Linked DNA regions of Homo sapiens: all the other regions are linked to region 1. The links are chromatin contacts, found by Hi-C or POLR2A ChIA-PET in ENCODE. All regions are on one chromosome and are shown on one strand. The core of a region is the stretch at or near the end of the contact, and the rest is flanking DNA. Distances in the headings are between cores, read along the strand shown. Region 1 holds the start of SPATA7 (spermatogenesis associated 7). Region 2 holds the start of HISLA (HIF1A stabilizing long noncoding RNA). Region 3 holds the start of TTC8 (tetratricopeptide repeat domain 8).

What was found. A loop is a pair of places that touch in the nucleus more often than their neighbours do. ChIA-PET counts read pairs that join two places held with the same protein, here RNA polymerase II (POLR2A). Pooled maps may share reads with other maps.
Region 2: a map of CD4-positive, alpha-beta T cell shows a loop between it and region 1 (2.5-fold over the local background). The contact joins the promoter of HISLA here to the promoter of SPATA7 in region 1. A Hi-C loop is called at or near these places in 27 of 168 maps with a recorded cell type or tissue (A673, CD4-positive, alpha-beta T cell, CD8-positive, alpha-beta T cell and 19 more), 11 of 37 single-sample maps with no recorded cell type and 25 of 50 pooled maps.
Region 3: a loop to region 1 is called in a map of naive thymus-derived CD4-positive, alpha-beta T cell, with 32 times the contacts of the local background. The contact joins the promoter of TTC8 here to the promoter of SPATA7 in region 1. A Hi-C loop is called at or near these places in 1 of 168 maps with a recorded cell type or tissue (naive thymus-derived CD4-positive, alpha-beta T cell), 2 of 37 single-sample maps with no recorded cell type and 12 of 50 pooled maps. POLR2A ChIA-PET finds 5 or more read pairs at or near these places in 2 of 52 experiments (OCI-LY7 and SK-N-SH).

Annotation. Positions count from the first base shown.
Region 1 is chr14:88,384,224-88,386,993 of GRCh38, forward strand. It overlaps SPATA7 (spermatogenesis associated 7), which reads left to right and starts at 1,434. Exons shown (of 12, transcript NM_018418.5): 1 at 1,434-1,614. The coding sequence starts at 1,596. RefSeq lists enhancers at 1,117-1,196, 1,227-1,296, 1,307-1,626.
Region 2 is chr14:88,023,258-88,025,957 of GRCh38, forward strand. HISLA (HIF1A stabilizing long noncoding RNA) reads left to right here and starts at 1,293. Exons shown (of 4, transcript NR_046094.1): 1 at 1,293-1,412; 2 at 2,150-2,224. LINC01147 (long intergenic non-protein coding RNA 1147) reads right to left here. Exons shown (of 3, transcript NR_110121.1): 2 at 418-519.
Region 3 is chr14:88,823,307-88,826,006 of GRCh38, forward strand. TTC8 (tetratricopeptide repeat domain 8) reads left to right here and starts at 1,345. Exons shown (of 15, transcript NM_144596.4): 1 at 1,345-1,515. The coding sequence starts at 1,402. RefSeq lists an enhancer at 997-1,356.

The DNA of each region.
Region 1 (2,770 bases), core at 184-2,683:
AGAAGAAAATGACATTTACCCAGGAATGGGCATTGCAATAGGAATATGCGTGCCATGGCAAACTGTTTGCATATTCAAGGAATTAAAGGAAAAAAAAGTTTTTTTAAAAAATAAAAAAAGGAGAGGATTACATAATTGTTTTGAGGTAATTAGCCTTGGCTCCAAGCATCAATAACAAGGGTGATGTCAGTTCAAGGTTGGACAGACAATTGCTGGACAGATGTCCTCATAGAAGTATCTTTTTGGGTAAGGTGGAGGTCTTTGTGCAAGGTTGTGGTTTTCGCAGTATTTTGTGATAGTTTTATTATCAGGCATTCATGGATGAGAACTCTCCTTCATGGCCTTCTCCAGTTCCACTTGTCAGGTTTTCTAACACATGTGACTCTATTTTTGATTCTGACAACTTTCACAATCTACATTAGAAAAGAGAAAACTGGGGCTCAGAAAGTTTTAGAAACTAATTCAAGATCAAGCTGGTAAGTAGCAAAAAATTTAGAATTAAGTTCTACATATCTGGTTCCAAAACCAGGACTCTTTTCATTACAGCAGTGGTTCTCAACAGAGTTGCGATTTTGCCCCCCAGGGAATATTTCACAATGTCTGGAGACATTTATGACTGTCAGGATTGGAGGTGGAGTGGGTGGGGTCTGCTTCTGAGAAGCTACTTGCTTCTAGTAAACGGAGGACAGGGATGCTACAAAACAGTTCATAGGGACAGCACCCCCACAACAGAGAATTATACAACCAGCCCAAAATGTCAATGGACATTTGGGCTGAGAAGTCTTACATGACAGAATGCTTCCTACCCTGATCTGACGTTATTTCCAAGGATTCAAAGGTAACTGCTTCAAAATTAAACAAATTATAGAAAGCCATCAATAAATCAACCCCTTATTCATGTTGCAGCTCTCTTCCATTATAAATAAAAATGGATTGAAACTTACGATAAAAGGGAGGCAGGGACAGGAGCGGGGAAGCTTGGCGAGCAGAAAGGAAATTCAAACTTATTATTAAGGTTAAGAATTAAGATGTAAATATGTAGATGTTTTTCACCCCTAGGATTTTCACTAATCCAAAAGTTCACGGACTGCTTTGAAATTTAATTATTTGGAACTGGTTAAATGTTACCCTGACCTCAGCTAACATTTGTGTTTCACTTTTCTCCGGGACCCAGGGGACGTGGATGCCAGATGAGTCCACCTCCTCTCCCTGCTCTTCCCGCAGGGACAGAGCCTGCCAGGTGCTGGTGACTCGGATCCTGACAGGAGGTCGCTCTGCGGAAGACTGGCAGGATCCCAGAGCAACAGACTGGGGCTCGATGCCCCTTCCCCGCCAGGTCTCTCCGTCCGCAACTGTCCTCCTAGTACCGGGTATCCCGCAGGCGGGGCTGCGGAACGCACGTCCCCTGCGCCGTGACGTCACAATAGCGACTCACTGGACCCAGCCCTTAGCAACGGCCTGGCAACGGTTTCCCTGCTGCTGCAGCCCCCGTCGGCTCCTCTTTTCCAGTCCTCCACTGCCGGGGCTGGGCCCGGCCGCGGGAAGGACCGAAGGGGATACAGCGTGTCCCTGCGGCGGCTGCAAGAGGACTAAGCATGGATGGCAGCCGGAGAGGTAAAGGGCAGCTGTCAGGGGCTACCGCCGCCTCGCCCCTCGCTCCAGGCGGCGCTCCCAGCCTCGGGTCCGGGCAGCTGAGTGCAAGGCCGCCCCTTGGGGCGCTTCCTACCCCTGGCTGAGTCGCCAGTGTTGCCTGGAGCTGCCCAGGCCTGCGCAAAGGAAGAGGGAGAGCCTGCTTGCCAGCCTCGCAGGTCCGCTTCTTTGCCCTGAATTTGTCGCCCTGACACCAGGGGCCCCTGTCTCCTGAACTCAGGGTCGTGCAGCCTTTAAAACCTCAGTAGCTCCCAGGCAGAGGAACCAGGTTTGGTCTTTGGAGTCAGACCTCCCCGGGCCCCAAATCAAACCCCTCTGCTCTCCATGGAGACGACCCTCAGTTTTCTTATCTCTTGAACGTGAGGGTCAAATACCCAGGCCATGGAGTTCTTGAGGATTAAATGCAGATAATATAGAGAAGATCCTGGCGCATTTGAAGTGGTCAGTAAATACGAAATCTCCCAGTAACGAACTACCTCCCCCAAAGCTACTGAGTAACCCAGGGTTTCTGTAACTTTCTGTGAATAGGAATCCCCTCAGGGTCATGTTAAAATGCAGATTATGATTCAGTAGGTCCCTTGGGGGTGGCTGAGATTTTGCATTTATAATAAATTCCAAGTAATGCGGTGTTGCTGGTCAGCGGACTGCAGTTTTAGCAGCAATCCGTACTCACCATATACACCTGTTCTCTACTGATTTCTTGAGTCAGGTGGACATCATGTGGTGGGGTTGGGGGTGGGGAAATACAATCTTAAATATCTACAAATCGGCCCAAACCAAATAATTTGCATTTTCACACTTTCTGAGCCAGTATCATTCTTTCCTCGAGTCAAATGAGGCAATCTTTATAGACTCCCCGCCCCTCCCAATTCAGTGTTTTTATCTATTTAAAAGACTGCCTTTAAACCAAGCTGCTAGATGATTCCTTGATGTCTTTCTTTGAATGAGTCTGCCTTTATTATATAGTCATTGATCAAAATAAGTGCTACTCCGAATGTAGGAGATAACTATTCATTGATCAGCAAACTATTCTGACACTTCACCAACCTAGGTTTCAGAAAAAGCAAATCAAAACGCTTTATGATCTTAAGAAATTTTGCATATAAACTAACATTAAACC
Region 2 (2,700 bases), core at 43-2,542, 360 kb before region 1:
CATGTCCCCTACATTATTTTCCATTGAAAACGATGTTTATTTCCTTTTATACATGGTGAGAAATTGAGTTTCTTTGCATAGAGAATAGACTCCTTCAGAAATATTCATTCTGGAAGGTAATGTCAGGAAGGATCCTGGCAGGCAATGGAGAGATCACTCAAATTCAGGTATTCTGAGGAAAGTTTAGTAAAGAGATATTTACAAAGGATGGGCAGGGTACAAGGAAGCCACAAGGATGATGCGTGAACTGGGGATAAGAACATCTGGGCACCCTGAGGCCCCTGGCTCTGAGAGGGCAAGCAGAGGGGGTGGTTACCAAAGCTGGAGGCACAGAAGTCTGTCTGCAGACCCCCAGGCATAGCCAGCCTATGGCCAGGCATTAAAATGAGAACTAGGGAAAGAAACAAAAATCCATACCTGCTTCTCCTCCCTCCCTCCAACTTGCTGCAGGAATTCCCTATTGAATGAACCACCAGGAAGCCAGTGAGAAATCTCTTTGTTGTAGGTCCTAAGATCAGCCTCCCAGGGCACAACGGAAGAAGGACAAAAAGTGGGAGCAGAGAAACAAACAGGAAGTCAGTTTCTTATCTATTTTTACACTCTATTCATGGGCTCATTCAGGGAAATACCCATAAGATGTCTAAACACATGCCCTGGTCTGATTTCCAGTGGCATTGACTGCTAAACATGTATGTTAAAAATGGCCTGTGTAAACATCAAAATACATGAGACGGTGAACATATCTAACAGCAGTATCAGTGTGGTCCCTTGAGGCTTCCTCTTGATTTGGAGGCATGAGGTTTGTTTGAACTTTTGTTCTTTCATTTACAGGCTACGTGACCTTTAACAAATGAGATAACCTCTCAGAGACTGTGTCCTTGTCTTTAATAGGAGGATATTTCCCCTGCCCACCTAATGGTATCTGTTATTCAGTGCAAATGAAATATTGGATATAAAAGTATTTGAGAGTGATAAAGTACTAATGTTATATTGATCTTTTCAACCTTAAAATATGAGCATAAGAAATACAGATTAATATTTTTATGGGTATGATTTTTTGCAATGTTTATTTCAGAGTTCTACGTGGGGAAAAGAAAGAGAGATCAGACTGTTACTGTGTCTATGTAGAAAGAAGTAGACATAAGAGACTCCATTTTGTTCTGTACTAAGAGAAATTCTTCTGCCTTGAGATGCTGTTAATCTGTAACCCTAGCCCCAACCCTGTGTTTGCAGAGACATGTGCTGTGTTGACTCAAGGTTTAATGGATTTAGGGCTGTGCAGAATGTGCTTTGTTAAACAAGTGCTTGAAGGCAGTATGCTTGGTAAAAGTCATCGCCATTCTCTAATCTTGAGTACCCAGGGACACGATACACTGCGGAAGGCTGCAGGGACCTCTGCCCAGGAAAGCCAGGTATTGTCCAAGGTTTCTCCCCATGTGATAGCCTGAGATATGGCCTTGTGGGAAGGGAAAGACCTGACCGTCCCCCAGCCAGACACCCGTAAAGGGTCTGTGCTGAGGAGGATTAGTGAAAGAGGAAGGCCTCTTTGCAGTTGAGATAAGAGGAAGGCATCTGTCTCCTGCTTATCCCTGGGAATGAAATGTCTCAATGTCAAACCCGATTATACGTTCTATTTACTGAGATAGGAGGAAACCGCCTTATGGCTGGAGGTGAGATATGCTGGCGGCAATACTGCTCTTTAATGCACCGAGATGTTTGTGTACATGCACATCAAGGCACAGCACCTTTCCTTAAACTTATTTATGACACAGAGACCTTTGCTCACATGTTTTCCTGCTGACCCTCTCCCCACTGTTACCCTATTGTCCTGCCACATCCCCCTCTCCGAGATGGTAGAGATAGTGATCAATTAATACTGAGGAAACTCAAGAGACCAGGGCTGGCGCCCGTCCTCCGTATGCTGAGTGCCGGTCCCCTGGGCCCACTGTTCTTTCTCCATACTTTATCTCTGTGTCTTATTTCTTTTCTCAGTCTCTTGTCCCACCTGACGAAAAACACCCACAGGTGTGGAGGGGCTGGTCCCCTTCAGTTCTAAAGCCCACTTGGCTCATTCCACATGTGGCAGTATTTTTTTACCATGTGAACACCAAAATGAATTCGTGGCAAATGCACCTCCCGTTTATTGCAGGCTTGCATGAAGGAAATGATTTCCTATGATTCTGCTTACTGCTTAAAAAAATTAATCAAGTTTTCTGCCTGACAAGTAAGTAACTGTGTTTATTTTCTGTTCATGACTAGGCAAAAGCACATAACATCCCTATGTGTCCAGTGAGTTATGAAAGTTCTTTAAAAGCAGTGCATTAGCCATGGATCTTCCTGCTATCTCTCCCCTGCAGTTTGCTGAGAATGTTTTCCATAATAGAACCAGGCTTATCACAATTTATTCCTGCCTTACTGACTACTAGGTCATTGCCTAGAGTTCTGAACCCCGGGTTGGAAGCTGTTAAAATTTAATAAAAACTACTTTAGAGAAAATGGTCACTCTCCCTTCATCCTCTCTCACCTCCCTCTGGCTCCTTGACCCCCATCCCTCCCTGAAGATGCTGGTCGCTAAGGCTCTTTTAATAGACTTCCTTATTGTCCCAGGTTTCTGGGAATTCATCAGTGATAGCTGCCATGGGTATGTTGAGAGGATACTATATGCTGAGAACTCCACATCTGATATTTTACTTAATTTCC
Region 3 (2,700 bases), core at 95-2,594, 440 kb after region 1:
ACTTACATAGTAATCTGCTTACAGTGTACCAGAAAACAAAAAGACGCTGTGAAATATTGAGCCCAATTGTCAATTGTCGGCATGTGCGTTCTTAAAAATTTGACACTCAGAAACCATGGGCTGCTTCATTAGGACCTTTAGGGAGATTACATTTCTACCGGCAGTTCCAGGAGAACACAAATAGACTAATGACAATACACTTAACTGTAACAATGACAATCCTGATAATTACTGACTTCCAAAATACAACAATTCAAGAAAGACTGCTTAGTAGAGAATAAAAGGTAACAATAAATTTCTTAGTTTAGAAGCATAAGTTTCATTTTAATACCTATGAAAAATATAAATATGTGGATTAAATAGAATGTCTAATGTTTTCTCAGACCCCAGTGGTTTGAGAAAAGCCTACCTGGATTTAGCCGGTCACACCTCTCTTTTCATAACCATTGCAATTTTAAGCATATTTGTCATCTGTGCAAATTTCTAGAGAAAAGTCAGAATTGTGTTTGAAGAAATCACTCTGCACAAGTAAACCCTTGCCAAACAGCAAGTGCCAGGAGACGATGTTTCACAAAGCTTTTAAAAATTATTATTATTATTATTATTATTATTATTTTGCACACATTATCTAGTTTGGTAAAACTGTCACCAATTTACAATCCGGAATCACCATGTGAGTCGAATTAACAAATGTATTAGCAACTTGTAGTCAACCAGATTGCAGTTCCAGCTCCCTAACTCAATGCAATTTTAATAATTTCTCTTCTCTGAGTCTATCTCAGTTTCTCATCTGTAAAATGAGTAAAAGCAAACCACTTGCAGTTCAGATGTTGAGATTCGGTGGGAAGGACCTCGAGAAACAGCGGACAATTTCAGGATTTAGGACTTTAGGTCTTGATGGGTGGATGGTACTGTGGAAGCTGTTTACTTGTTTGTATTTCTAGAATCGGAAGGTAAAGCGAAAGGGATGGAAACGAGCGAATGGAAGAAGTAGGACAGACACCAGACAGAGATCAACTCCAGGGACTCTTCCGGACCTGCAGGGCAGGCAGAGCATTCGGTTGCTAGGCAGCTGCGCCTCCTGGGAGGGTGGGGGACCCCAGGGGCAGGTGTCTAACTCACTACCTTTTTGTTTAGCCGCGGTGCCTTCTTTTCAAAATCAATGAAACCTGTAGCCTTTAAAAGTAGACATCTTTTTCCAACCAAGTTTAGGCAAGCCCTGTAGCCGAGTTCTGCTTGCGGTTGTTTTTCTTTTTCCTGTTCTCAGGCGCGCTGCGGGCACCTCTCGGACAAGGCCCCAGCCGTCGCGGGTTGCCGGGCAGAGTCGGACGCCGCCAGCTCTTCACTCCACGCCCACCTCTCTCCTGGAGCGCTGGGCCTTCGCTGGCCGCACCGGCAGCCATGAGCTCGGAGATGGAGCCGCTGCTCCTGGCCTGGAGCTATTTTAGGCGCAGGAAGTTCCAGCTCTGCGCCGATCTATGCACGCAGATGCTGGAGAAGTCCCCTTATGACCAGGTACCGGCCAGCTCCCGTCAGCCTGTGCATCCTGACGCTGAGGCTGCGGGGTCTGGGGCATATCCCAGCCCCGGGTTGGGAGGCCGGGGAGGAAGGCCCGAGGCGGGGCTGACCGTTCGGCCCTCGGAGGCGCCCGGAGCGAGACCTTGTGGAGCTGTGACTAGCGGGTCCGCTGTCCGCCACGTCCACGGGGATAGCAAGTTCTGTGCCATGACCGCCCCCTCCTCACAATTTTCAGCCTCCCCTCCCCTATACGTGTCCCAGAATGAGAGCCCTGAACTTTACTTGACGAGGAACTTTGATAATTCGTTTATACTTGCATATTGATGGGCTTTAAGCTCTCAGCGTGTGCGTTGTTAATTTCTAAAAAATATGCATAAACAAAGATCTGTGACTCTCCACCTCCTGTTAACATAGCTGCCTTCTTCCTTTTGGATCGAACATGTGATCCTCCCACCTCATCTTTAGACTGTTGTCCAAGAGTGAAGGAGGCCATGAGTTTAGCTTGAGGCAAATATGCAAATTAGAAGAATGAGAATCTAGGAGGGAGAAAGATACATTCATTATTTAAAAAATTACCTAGGCAAGGGAAGCTCTAATTGTAGGAGGGAGAAATGGGAAAGAAAGGCTCCTTACAAGAAGGAATGATGGCATTGATGAAAAGAGAACTTAAACTAGAGTAATGTGTATAGCGAGTGGAAAAGGTAGTATACAATGTACGTGAGCGGTACAATTCTGGTGGGCAGGTGGCTCCTGGAATAGGCAAAAAAGGAGAAAATGGGAGAACAGAAGTAGCGCTGCGGCAGTTTGTCAGTGCTTTTAGTAAGTGCGGAATATACCTACGTAGTTCTAGTTCCCTAGCTTTTCCTCTAGTGGTGTTGCCTTGGAGATGTTAGAAAAAATGGAAAATTGAAGGGAGTTACAAAAGCGGAGGCCTGAGTGTGAATGCTGTTACTAGGCTCTGCCTTAGCTCCCAGCAAATGGATGATGGATGATAACCTGCTGAGATGAACATTTTGTCTTTCAGATAGTACATCTCTCTTAGAACAGCCTACGTTAGTGGTAATACAAAGCTAGGTTCTGTTGTTAGTTCACATTAATTAATAGGACTATATTTCTGTAGACAAGCATTTTTCCAAGGTTTTTTTAAATTTTTTTTATTTTTTTTTATTTTTTTTTGAGACG